Linked DNA regions of Homo sapiens: region 1 is linked to region 2. A link is a contact called in ENCODE Hi-C or POLR2A ChIA-PET data. All regions are on one chromosome and are shown on one strand. The core of a region is the stretch at or near the end of the contact, and the rest is flanking DNA. Distances in the headings are between cores, read along the strand shown. Region 1 holds the start of INHBE (inhibin subunit beta E). Region 2 overlaps R3HDM2 (R3H domain containing 2).

The links. Hi-C counts contacts between places; a loop is a spot of excess contacts on that map. ChIA-PET counts read pairs that join two places held with the same protein, here RNA polymerase II (POLR2A). Pooled maps may share reads with other maps.
Region 1: a loop to region 2 is called in a map of IMR-90, with 2.2 times the contacts of the local background. The contact joins the promoter of INHBE here to the enhancer-like site in region 2. A Hi-C loop is called at or near these places in 5 of 168 maps with a recorded cell type or tissue (Caco-2, HepG2, IMR-90 and 2 more) and 8 of 50 pooled maps. POLR2A ChIA-PET finds 5 or more read pairs at or near these places in 10 of 52 experiments (AG04449, CD8-positive, alpha-beta memory T cell, GM10248 and 6 more).

The regions. Positions count from the first base shown.
Region 1 is chr12:57,450,894-57,456,784 of GRCh38, reverse strand. It overlaps INHBE (inhibin subunit beta E), which reads right to left and starts at 1,478. Exons shown (of 2, transcript NM_031479.5): 1 at 951-1,478; 2 at 1-691. The coding sequence starts at 1,248. It overlaps INHBC (inhibin subunit beta C), which reads right to left. Exons shown (of 2, transcript NM_005538.4): 2 at 4,723-5,891. RefSeq lists an enhancer at 1,505-1,799.
Region 2 is chr12:57,368,158-57,374,034 of GRCh38, reverse strand. The region is part of intron 2 of R3HDM2 (R3H domain containing 2); the gene reads left to right. Among named protein-coding and RNA genes, the nearest start is that of R3HDM2, 60 kb to the left of the region's middle. RefSeq lists a silencer at 1,415-1,709. Within about 2 kb of position 1,639, at least 2 of the 41 ENCODE cell types and tissues checked have a DNase peak (open chromatin) inside an H3K27ac peak, as active enhancers do; they include IMR-90 and ascending aorta, where a contact is called at or near this core.

The sequences.
Region 1 (5,891 bases), core at 229-2,728, 83 kb before region 2:
TGATCCAGGTAGAGGAGAGAGAGGGGCCTTCGGGCAGTAGGGACACAACAGGAGGTACTGGCAGGCCAAGGATTGTTGGCTTTGAGGAGGCTGAAGACGGCAGAATGGAAAGAGGCAGCAATGCCTGGGCTGCCAGCCAGGTGGGGAGGGCACTGCCCACTGCAGTAATTCAGCTGGTACCCCTCGGGCTGCAGTATCCAGTCCCGCCATCCCAGTTCCTGGAAGTCTACGTAATGGTCTCGCCTGCAACATAAGGGGGTCGCAGGCTCACAGGTGGGGGTCCTCCTCCTGGCCCGGCCTGCTCCAGGCTCATTGGCTCGGATCTTAAGCTCTAGGAAGGGCTGCTGGTGTCCTGCTGTGTCCAAGAGCCGCCTCGGTTGTCCAGTAACTGTGCTGTTGCCTTCTAGGGGTCTGCAGTCTAGTTGCAGTTTCAGGACACCAGACTTCTCACCCCTCAAGCCACTAGAGGGCAGAGTTAAGGTATGCCAGCCCAGGTTGGTGATGTGGTGCTCAGCCAGGAGAGTGCGGGACCCTTGGCGCCTCCTCCTTGGTCCCCATCGGAAGATCCTCAAGCAAAGAGTGCCAGGAAGGGTGGGGAGCACGTGCAGCCACAGGCGGGCATGGTACAGGTGGTGGGACCGAGGAGTGGACAGGTGAAAAGTGAGCAGGGAGCTGTAGGCTGAAGTGGAGTCTGCCCGAAAGACAGAAAAGGGAAAGAAAATGTGAGTAGAGATGAAGCTCTCCTCTGAGACTCCCCAAGCCCTGCCCACTGCTCTCCCTCGAACCTACCTCTAGAAAAGTAGAGACTGCTTTGTGTCCTCTGCAACCAGTCCCTGCCCCAGCTCCTCCTTCTCCTGCCACACCCCACTCCCTCTGCTGCTCCTGCCAGGCTCCCCTTCTGCCTCCCTTTCCCTGTCTGCTCTTTGCCTGTTGCTCTCTCCCTCACCCACCTGTGACAGTAGCAAAGCTGATGACCTCCTCCCCATTCCCTGGAGCCACACTCCCTGGCTGTAGTCTCCGGAGGGCTCTGGTCAGCGCTGCCTGGGGTGGAGGATGAGTTATTCTGGGACGACTGGTCAGGTGCAACCCATCCAGGATTTGCTGCTTGGCTAGCTCCAGCACCAGAGCTCGTTCTGCTTGGGGTGCCAGTTTGGAGCCCCCACAGGAGGGACACACAGACCCTGTCCCCTGTGCTCGCACCAGTGCCCACAGCAGCACCAGCCAGAGCTGGACATCAGGGAGCCGCATGCTCCTGGTGAATGGCCCTGGTTCAGGAGCCTCGGATGGCAGTTGCTCCGTCTGTTGAGTCTGATTGCTGGGGGCCAATGAGGGCACAGTGACAGCAGACACCACTGCCACACCTACCCTTGGCCAAGGGTACAGCCACCTGTCTTCTATTGTCTGGGACTCAGGAAGGCTGAAAGTAGATCATCTGATGGATAGCTGTGCTTGACCCTCACAGCTCATGTCTGGCTACTGACCTGGGGCCTCTTTAGAGCCAGCTGCCTGGGTCTTCCAAACCTAGTGGTCAGCCAGCCGACCTACCCTCTGAGTCCCAGGATTGGCCAGCTGTGCTGCCCATCAGGCCCCTGCAGGGGGTGGAGGTCCTCCTCCCCATCAGCTCAGGTTTCACCATCTGGCCATGGTGACTGGGCCTGAAGTAGGGGTATGGGGGTGGGGGGGTGCAATGTGGACACGCATGATGCAAGAAAGAGGATGATTTCACATGCTCAGTCCCCAAGGTCTGGGACTTGGGGGAGGGAACGCCTTATGAGCCAGGTGGGGAAGGGCAATTTTCCCTCATACCTCTAGTCTTTCTAGCTTCACCACTGCTGCAGCAGTTTCCATGAGGCAGCTGTGAGTTCCAGTGGGTATTCCTCTGGGGCCCTTAGGCCAGAAGGAAAATTCTGGTCTCTTTATTTCTAGCACTGGGGCTAGGACAGGGATGAGGGTTTGGGCGGGTAGGAGAATGGAGCCCTCTTGCTCAGGCCCAGGTGGCAGTGCCACGAGGCACAGAAGTCACCCCCTGACCCTGCCTGTGCTGGCCGCCCAGAGTCCAGTTGGCCTGGAGCATGATGTGGAGCATGATGTGGAGGAGGGCCAGAGCCGGCGGGGGTTGGGGCGGGGAACGTGTTCCTGTGATGTCTGGGGAAGCCCAGAGAGGTGGTGGTGGTGGTGATGCAATCTTACACAGGGCAGAGTCCATCAGGACTGTCAGGGGGCATGACACTTGGGAGGGCCTATACCCAGCTGCCACTTCTCTTTCAAGGGACTGTGAGAGTTGCCTAAATTTGGGGCATCCTAGAAGTAGTGCCAGGCCTCCTTTTTTTCTTACATTTTTAAAATTTAAATTTTATTTTATTTTACTGAGGTAAGGTCTCAATCTGTTGTTCAGGCTGGAGTGTAGTGGCACAATCATAGCTCACTGCAGCCTTGAATTCCTGGGCTCAGACAATCCTTCTGCCTCAGCCTCCTTAGTAGTTGGGACTACAGGTGCGCACCACCACACCTGGCTAATTTTTAAATTTCCCACAGAGACAGGGTCTCGCTATGTTGCCCAGGCTGGTCTTGAACTCCTGGGCTCAAGCAATCCACTTGCCTCAGCCTCCTAAAGTGCTGAGGTTACAGGCGTGAGCCACCGCACCACCCTTCAGGCCTGTTAATGGGGGTAGAAAATGGGAGCTCTAAGAGCTTTTGACAACAAAGCAAGGCAAATACAGCAGTCTTGGTTCCCAGTCTCAGCCCTCCTGACCACATTTTCTCACTGTCTTTATTTTATTTTATTTTATTTTATTTTTTGAGGCTGAGTCTCGCTCTGTCGCCCAGGCTGGAGTGCAGTGGCACAATCTCGGCTCACTGCAAGCTCCACCTCCCGGGTTCACACCATTCTTCTGCCTCAGCCTCCCGAGTCGCTGGGACTACAGGTGCCAGCCACCACGCCCGGCTAGTTTTTTGCATTTTTAGTAGAGACGGGGTTTCACTGTGTTAGCCAGGATGGTCTCCATCTCCCGACCTCATGATCTGCCCGCCTCGGCCTCCCAAAGTGCTGGGATTACAGGCATGAGCCACCGCACCTGACCTATTTTTTATTTTATTTTTTATGTTTTTGAGACAGGGTCTTACTCTGTCATCCAGGCTGGAGTGTGGTGGCCTGATCACAGCTCACTGCAGCCTTGACCTCCTGGGTTAAGTGATTCTTCCACCTCAGCTTCCAGAGTAGCTAAGTCTACAGGTGCGTGCCACCACACCAACCACACCACACCACACCACACAGGCTAATTTATTTTTTATTCTTTTGTAGAGACAGGGTCTTGCTGTGTTGCCCAGGGTGGTCTCAAGCTCCTGGGCTCAAGCGATCCTCTCACCTCAGCGTCCCAAGGCGCTAGGATTATAGACATGAGCCACCACACCCAGTCCTCACTGGCTTTAAATGGGGGGGGACCCAGACCCCTCCACATTGAATTCATGAAGGTGGGCCTCATGCTAGCTTTTCTCCTTATGCCCCAATTTCTCCAAGAAGCTTGATGGGGAGAAAGCTGTGGGGGAAGTGGGTGTGATTTGGAAATGTGTCTTTACTCCACTTTGCTCATCTCCCCTCTGTTTAGATGATGGGGGCTGTCAAGAGAGACTATTAGATCTAGGCGACAGGGTTCCTAATTGGAAGGCTGGACCTCAGTACCACCAGTGTCCACCATGTGGCAGTGCCGTGCCTCTGGACAGCAGCTGGCTTGTAGCTGGCTGGAGCTTCCCAGGGACAGGGAAGGGGCAGCTCTGGGGAATGGAGTGATGAGGAGTGCCCCTCGACCTCTCACTCTGGGGACGCTGCCTCCCCCACAAGAGACAGGGACAAGCTGGTTCCTTTGTTCTTTCCCCATCACACTGCCAGAGAAGAGAGACTGTCTTCAGGATCCACATCACTGCTACCTTTGGTTTTGGACCTCATCACACAAACACGTGGCAATGGAGCTTGGTGATGTACCAGGCTCTTCCTAGAACCTCAGGGCACTCTTTGGTGGGGGTGGAGTGGGGTGGGGGCGCACTGAGACGATTAGACCCTCCTGTCCACCCTGCATTTCTCCCCAAGCTCTGAAACACATTCAAGAGCTCTGTCCAGTGTTCTCCCCAGCTCCCAGCAACCATTCTGTTGGTTGGGCTGGGAAATGACAGCCCTCTACCCCCTCGGGTCTGGAACATTGGTCAGCAAAGTGGAGGTATCTATCCATGGTGGTGCCTCAGACGGCTTACCTGTTGGTATCAGTAGGCAGTCAGGGGAAGTGACAAGAAGTGGCTGCAGGAGTCACTGACCCCACCTCTCCCCACCCTCACTGTCAGATGCCCCCAGTTTCCAGCTCTTCCCACCCGCTTGCTGCTGTGCCTGGCCTGGCCCTACCTCCCCACTGACACTTACGTCAGAGCTCAGCTATAAATACGCTCTTAGCATCTTAGTCACTTTTCCCAAGAAGTGCTCCTGGGTTATAAATACCCCAGCCATCTGCCTCACTGCCTGCCCTACCACCAACCTGGTTGGGGGCTGGGGGATAGCGACAGGCTTGGGGGTGGGTAAGGAAGTAGAAGAAGTGGGAGTGGTTATCTTGCTCAAATGAGAAAAGCCTGAAGGGGTCCAGAGGTAGGAGCTAGGAAGCTCTAGAAGAAAATGTTTAGAAGAAGACAGACCCACTCTCTCCCCTTATTACAAAAGACAGAGCCAAAAAAGAAAGGGAATAATGCTGATCCTGTTTTTATTTAAAAGTAGGCTATTTTGTTCATCATGGATTTTTTGCATTAATTTTGACTTTAAAATAATATTGCATTAAAGTCCTATCTTGATTAATAAATTGTTCACCACCCCCTTAAAATTTAGCCCCCCCAGGTGAATGACTCACTTTGCTTTACCCCAGTCCTAGCCCTGGAGACTAAGCTGTAATTGGGAAGGAGGTTAGATCTGGGGGTCGGGGATGTGTGGGGGAGACACCAGAAGGCCTCCTTAGATTCTCCTTAGATGAAGGTCTCCTCAAGTCAAAGGTGGGATAACTTCCATGGGTTGCTCAGGAAGCCCTCAAGCTCAGATTTACAGTCCCCCAGGCAGTCCTTTTCAGACTTTCTCCTCTAGGGTTCCTATTTCAGGGACCTCTTACCCTCATAGGAGGGGGTCATAAACTGAGCAAACACAGACATCACGTTTACCAAAGAACACATGGGTTTTGCGCAAACTCGGCCTTGGGCTGCAGACATTATCGACCTCATGGTTCAGGACTGTCCAGCCAAAGGGAGGAGATGTGGGGGAGGACGGGCAAAGGTCTAAAAAGGACCCAGTCTCAGAGCAAATGCCACCCTCTCCTCATCCAGGCCTTCCTCTTCTCCCTGTCCCACTCCAGCAGCCCTTGCCCATTCCAGCTTCCAGGCAGGACTCCTGGGTGGAGCACTGGGGGTGGGTGAAAGGAAGGCAAGTCAGAGGTCCTGGCAGCCAGCTCTGAGCATGCCTCTGCCTCCCACACTTGCGTGCCCACAGCTGGTCAGTTTACTGGATGACCAAGCATAGATCTGTCTCATCTTTTGGAGGGATTACAGAGGGAACAGGTAAAGCCTAGGTTTTTATTAGCCATGAGACCTCAAAGATGGTTCTGGAAGGATGGAGGGACGGGGTGCCTAAGAAAGAAGAGGCATAAAGTGTGAGATGGATACAATAGTTCAGTTCTGAGGAGACCATGTGAAGAGACAGCAGAGTAGGCAGACTACAGCATAAGCAGGCAGGCTCTGTGTCATCTGGGGTGCCAGTTAGGGCCCTTGTAGGAGATAGAGGACTTTTCAGCTGTCTGTTTTTGCTTCATCAAGAGAACTTAGTGAAGGAATTATTTACAGAGGTATAGGCAGAGTTAAGGGAACCAGTATGA
Region 2 (5,877 bases), core at 390-2,889:
TACCTTAGCCTCCCGAGTAGCTGGGATTACAGGTGCCCGTCACCACCCCCAGCTGATTTTTGTGTTTTTAGTAGAGGCGGGGTTTCACCATGTTGGCCAGGCTGGTCCTGAAGTCCTGACCTCAGATGATCTGCCCACCTCGGCCTCCCAAAGTGCTAGGATTGCAGGCATGAGCCACCACGCCCTTATTATTATTATTATTTATTTATTTATTTATTTTTGAGAAGGAGTTTTGCTCTTGTTGCCCAGACTGGAGTGCAATGGTGCGATCTCAGCTCACCCCAACCTCTGCCTCCTGGGTTCAAGTGATTCTTTTGCCTTAGCCTTCCAAGTAGCTGGGATTACAAATAGGCATGCGCCACCACCCCCCGCTAAGTTTGTATTTTTAGTAGAGACAGGATGTCTCCATGTTGTTCAGGCTGGTCTCAAACTCCCGACCTCAGGTGATCTGCCCACCTCGGCCTCCCAAAGTGCTGGGATTACAGGTGTGAGCCACTGTGCCCAGCCTCTATTATTATTATTACATTTTTTTTTGTGAGACGGAGTCTTGCTCTGTCACCCAGGCTGGAGTGCAGTGGCGCGATCTTGGCTCACTGCAAGCTCCGCCTCTGGGGTCATGCCATTCTCCTGCCTCAGCCTCCTTAGTAGCTGGTACTACAGGCGCCCGCCACCACGCCCGGCTAATTTTTTGTATTTTTAGTAGAGACGGGGTTTCACCATGCTAGCCAGGAAGATCTCAATCTCCTGACCTCGTGATCCACCTGCATTGGCCTCCCAAAGTGCTGAGATTACAGGCGTGAGCCACCGCGCCCGGCTTGTTATTACTGTTTTTAGAGACAGAGTCTTGCTTTGTCATCCAGGTTGAAGTGCAGCAGCACAGTCATAGCTTACTGCAGCCTCAAACTCCTTGGCTCAAGTGATTCTCTCACCTCATCCTCCCAAGTAGCTAGGACTACAGGCACGTGCCACCATGTCCAGCTAATTTTTTGTAGAGATGGGGGTCTCACTACATTGCCCAGGCTAGTATCAATCTCCTGGCCTCAAGCGATCCTCCCACTTTGGCCTCCTGCCAAAGGGCTGGGATTACAGGCACAAGCCCCCATGCTTGGCCAGAGTTGGAGTTTAATTTAAATCTGGGAAGACCATAATCATGGATTTTGTTCAGTTTTCAAGCTACCCTTTTTATTGATTGGTGTGACTCTTGTGTTTGCATGTGTTGACTTGTAGGATCTATTAGAGGTGGAAAAAGGAATAGCAAAATATTGAGTGCTATCTCAGTACTAGAGGCATAATTAGTAGAAGTCTAAATTGATGTTAGACCTAGAATTTGGTGGTGTGGAAAATCGAGTTTTAATCCCTTATTTTTTAAAAAACATATCTTCCTATGTCATTTAGATTTGCTTTCTCTATCATAACTGCTCTTTCCAAATAGTACCATTGTTTATTAGCTCTCTTGTTATCAGATTTGCCAAATTCCTGAAAAATATTTGATTTTTGAGGAAGTACATTAGAGTTTGGCATTTGGTTTGCGTGCCAATTTCAGCAGCACCCTTTATTGCAAAGAGCTTGGGAATTTGTTGACAGAAATCCATTTTCTCTGTGACTCCTGATTCCCCCCACACCCCCGCCCCAAGGCTTTCTAGCCTGTGGTCTATTTTTAAATCCTGCTGCTGTGCTCTGTATTGCGGCAGTTCTTTTCCTGAATTATTTATCATTGTTGGGAGCTGAATGGAGCACTATGTTTTTTCACCACTGCTCATTAGGACCCACGTGTCTGTCTTCAACTTGGATGACATACCTGGTTCATGTTAAATCCCACTGGTCCATCCTGGGAAGGCTTTGAGATAATATAAGAACAGGCCACAGTTGGCTGGGTGCAGTGGCTCACACCTGTAATCCCAGCACTTTGAGAGTCCAAGGTGGGTGGATCACCTGAGGTCAGGAGTTCAAGACCAGCCTGACCAATGTGGAGAAACCTCATCTCTACTAAAAATAAAAAATTAGCCCGGTGTGTTGGTGCATGCCTGCAATCCCACCTACTTGGGAGGCTGAGGCAGGAGAATCGCTTGAACCCGGGAGGCGGAGGTTATAGTGAGCCGAGACCGCACCATTGCACTCCAGCCTGGGCAACAAGAGCGAAACTCCGTCTCAAAATTAAACAACAACAACAAAAAAGGACAATCTATGATATGTTGTAAAATCATTCGGACTTTTGGATTACTGTTATTTTGTTTCAGCAGCAGTGGGACAGAGAGAAGCTATGCCATATCCTTCCCTTAGACTATGCTCAAAGATATTATGTTATACTGGCTTTTCTGATGATATTTACTTTTTGTTTTTATAGTTGTTGCATTGATGTTACTCATTTAGGAAAGGTGAAAGAGAAATCCCTATGAGAAGCACAATGTTAAATCAAGATTCATTTTAGTTATAAATATGACCTGGATATTTGGAGATATCTTGAAATTCTCTGTTTTGGGGGTTTGGGTTGTGGGGGATTGGCTTGTTTTGTTTGGGAGTATTTCTTCTCATTGCCTGTCTTCTTATCTTACTACAGACTATAGGCTTGGAAGAAGAATGACAAAACCTAAGCACAAGGCAGTTATCTTGAATGATATTTCTTACCTTTTCTGTTTTGCAGGACATCAGAACTGATGTTTCTTTTTTGTTTTCGTTCTATTTTTTTCTGCATCCTGTCTTTCATGAAAATATTTTTCTCTCCCTTGATATCACTGCTTTTTTCTTTTTGATATATGAATACACAGCTACTCCTGTGTTCTTTACTTCTTTAAACAGTTAACCCTTTTATGTTACTGTAGGCAGAAAAAGGGTAGCTGTTAATCATTTAGGCACTGAAGAGGGTAAAACTTTGTTTGCCTGCCCTAGTTTGTTGGGTGTCTCTGAGTTTGTGTGTGTATCTTAAAAAAAAAAAAAAAAAAAAAAAAAAAAAAGTAATGGTATATATTTGGTTCCCATTCTTGGAGTAATGATGAAATATTTTTATATTTTGAACCAGAACAAATTTTGGTCTTCTGTTGCTGCTTCTAATCAGTTCTACTGGCCCAGAAACTGGCATATCACTGCTCAGTGATTTCTTTTATTATCATTCCATTCATTCCCCTGTAACAGTGGCTCTCGGTTGCATAAATCCCATATTTCTCAGCAGCTTATATCATCTTTGCTCACTGACTGCTGTCCTGACATTAGCTTGTTTCTTTGGACTGTGTCAACTAAGTCAAACTAGACTAAATTTACTATTTTTCCCTTGTGCTTTTTCTCCCTTCTTAGTTATCTTGCCCTCTGTATTAGTCCATTTTCACACTGCTATAAACATACTACCTGAGACTGGGTAATTTATCAAAGAAAGAGGTTTATTTTATTTTATTTTTCTTTTGAGATGGAGTTTCGCTCTTGTTGCCCAGGCTGGAGTGCAATGGCGCGATCTTGGCTCACCGCAACCTCCACCTCCCGGGTTCAAGCAATTCTCCTGCCTCAGCCTCCCGAGTAGCTGGGATTACAGGCATGCACCACCATGCCTGGCTAATTTTGTATTTTTAGTAGAGATGGGGTTTTTCCATGTTGGTCAGGCTGGTCTTGAACTCCCGACCTCAGGTGATCCACCCCGCCCCCCCCCCCCGGGCCTCCCAAAGTGCTGTGATTAGAGGCATGAGCCACTGTGCCCAGTAAGGTTTAATTGGCTCACAGGAAGTTCCGCGTGCCTGGGGAGGCCTCAGGAAACTTACTGTCATGGTGGAAAGGGAAGCAGGCATGTATGTCTTCGCGAGTGCAAGCAGGGGAAATTCCAGACGCTTATGTATTAAAACCATCAGATCTTGTGAGAACTCACTCACTAGCATGAGAACAGCGGGGGGAACCGCCCCCGTGATCCAATAAGCCTCCCTCCCTCACACATGTGGGGATTATAATTCAAGATGAGATTTGGGTGGGGACACAGAGCCAAACCATAGCACCCTCTCTTTGCTATTACTCCTTGAAAAAGCCAGTTGAAAATTAACATTTTTTAGGAAACTTTCTATGATTTAGGCTATCAAATTCTTATTAATTTATATGTGCTATTTTGTATTTATTTAACCTTCTGTTTTGAAGGTGCTTATAATTTAAAGCATAGTCCCTGCACTCAAAGAGTTATCTTAGGAGAAACTAAGAAATGAATTGACTTCTTTTTCTTTTATTACTTTGAATTTCTGTTGCTTTTAAATTTCATATATATATTTTTAAATTCCAGATTTCAATAGTAAGGGCAACAGCAAGGATCTTGTTTCCCGTGAAATCTTACGAACTGTTCCTACTGCCCTCATCCATCTTACCATGGGGCAGACTTGTTGGATGATAGGGTAATAGTGTAGGAAAGAGGGATCTTAGGTGTTGGGGATTTTCTGTTTTGTGCCTTTTCGAATGGTAAAAATTCTAAGTATTTATAGTCTTACTTGAAATTACATTTTGGAGACTAAAATGACACAAACTACAAATTGAATGTACAAAAAAAGACATGCTAGATTTCTGAAATAGCCATCCAAGTTTTCGCTGCATAACAAAGTTAGTGCTTATTTATTACTGGCATGCTAGAACGGTGGCTTACTTGAGCTAAAGTCTGTCCCTGATGGCCTGATGATGTAGTTTTACACCCTTAATAAAATTGAGTTCGCATCAGTTTACAATGAAAGTCTTTTAGGTGACTTTCAGAACCAGAATCACATATCATCTGCAGAGCTGTTAACCTCATTTTCCAAATTCCTATGACACTTTTCACAAGAGTTATGTTTGCCCCAGAGATCTTAATTCAGAACTAGGGTCCTTCACCTTTTAAGAGGTGGAGCTACATGTGATTTTCCTGACACTTGAGATCATTTGATGGTGTTAAGATGCTGGGGTAGGGGTTGGAAGTGGGAAATGGGAGAGTGGGGGTAGGTGACAAGAAAGTTCTTGAGTAAAGGCTAGGAGGAAAACTATCTGAGGTTACTTATTTGCCTAATCCTTCTATATTAGAATTAGGAGATGTAAATTAGTCTCCAGATCACTTGTGTTGCCTTCTTAGTCCCACCGTAGCCATGACAGACAAATTCTCAGCCCTCGCCCTGCTGACTGTGTGCAAAGTTAGAGAACAGCCCCCAAATCCACCCCCCACTTTTGGAACTGCAGAGTTTGGGGGGGTCCGCAAGATCACCCTCGGGTTCAATAGTTTACTAGAACGACTCACAGAACTCACTAAAGCTATTATACTTACAGTGAAGGGAGACAGACTAAAATCACCCAAGAGAAGAGATATATGGGCAAAGTCCAGGAGGGTTTCAGATGCTGAGCTTCCAGTTTTCCTTTCCCAGTGGAGTCATGGATAGTGTAACTCCTCCTGTCAGTGGTGTGTGGTAATACACATGGAGTATTGCCAACCAAGGAGGCTACGTAAGCCTTGATGTCGTGAATTTTTACTGGGGCTCCATCACATAGATATAATTGGCCAAGTGGCTGACCTCAGTCTCCAGCCCTTCCTGAGGTTGAGTTGATAGTATGTAACCTAAAGTCCCTACCATAAATCATATTGGTAGACTTATCTGTCATGGCTTAAGTCCCCTAGTAAATCATTATCAAGAGGATATTCAAAGAGTTTAACATTACTTCCTAAGAGCTAAGGGCAAATGCCAGACCTCTCTTTGGGCAAGGTTAAATTCTTTACTACATACCGTGCTAGTTGAAGTGTTAGGCCTAACTAAGAGGAAGGGGAAGGGGACTAGTTTGGAGTTTTTTGAACTAAGAAAATGTATTTTCTGCTTAAAAAGTTAAATATATATATATACACATTGAATTTTTTTTAAAAAGTAGATCCAAGTTGATAGAGCTTCCAGGCACCTGAGAGATGCA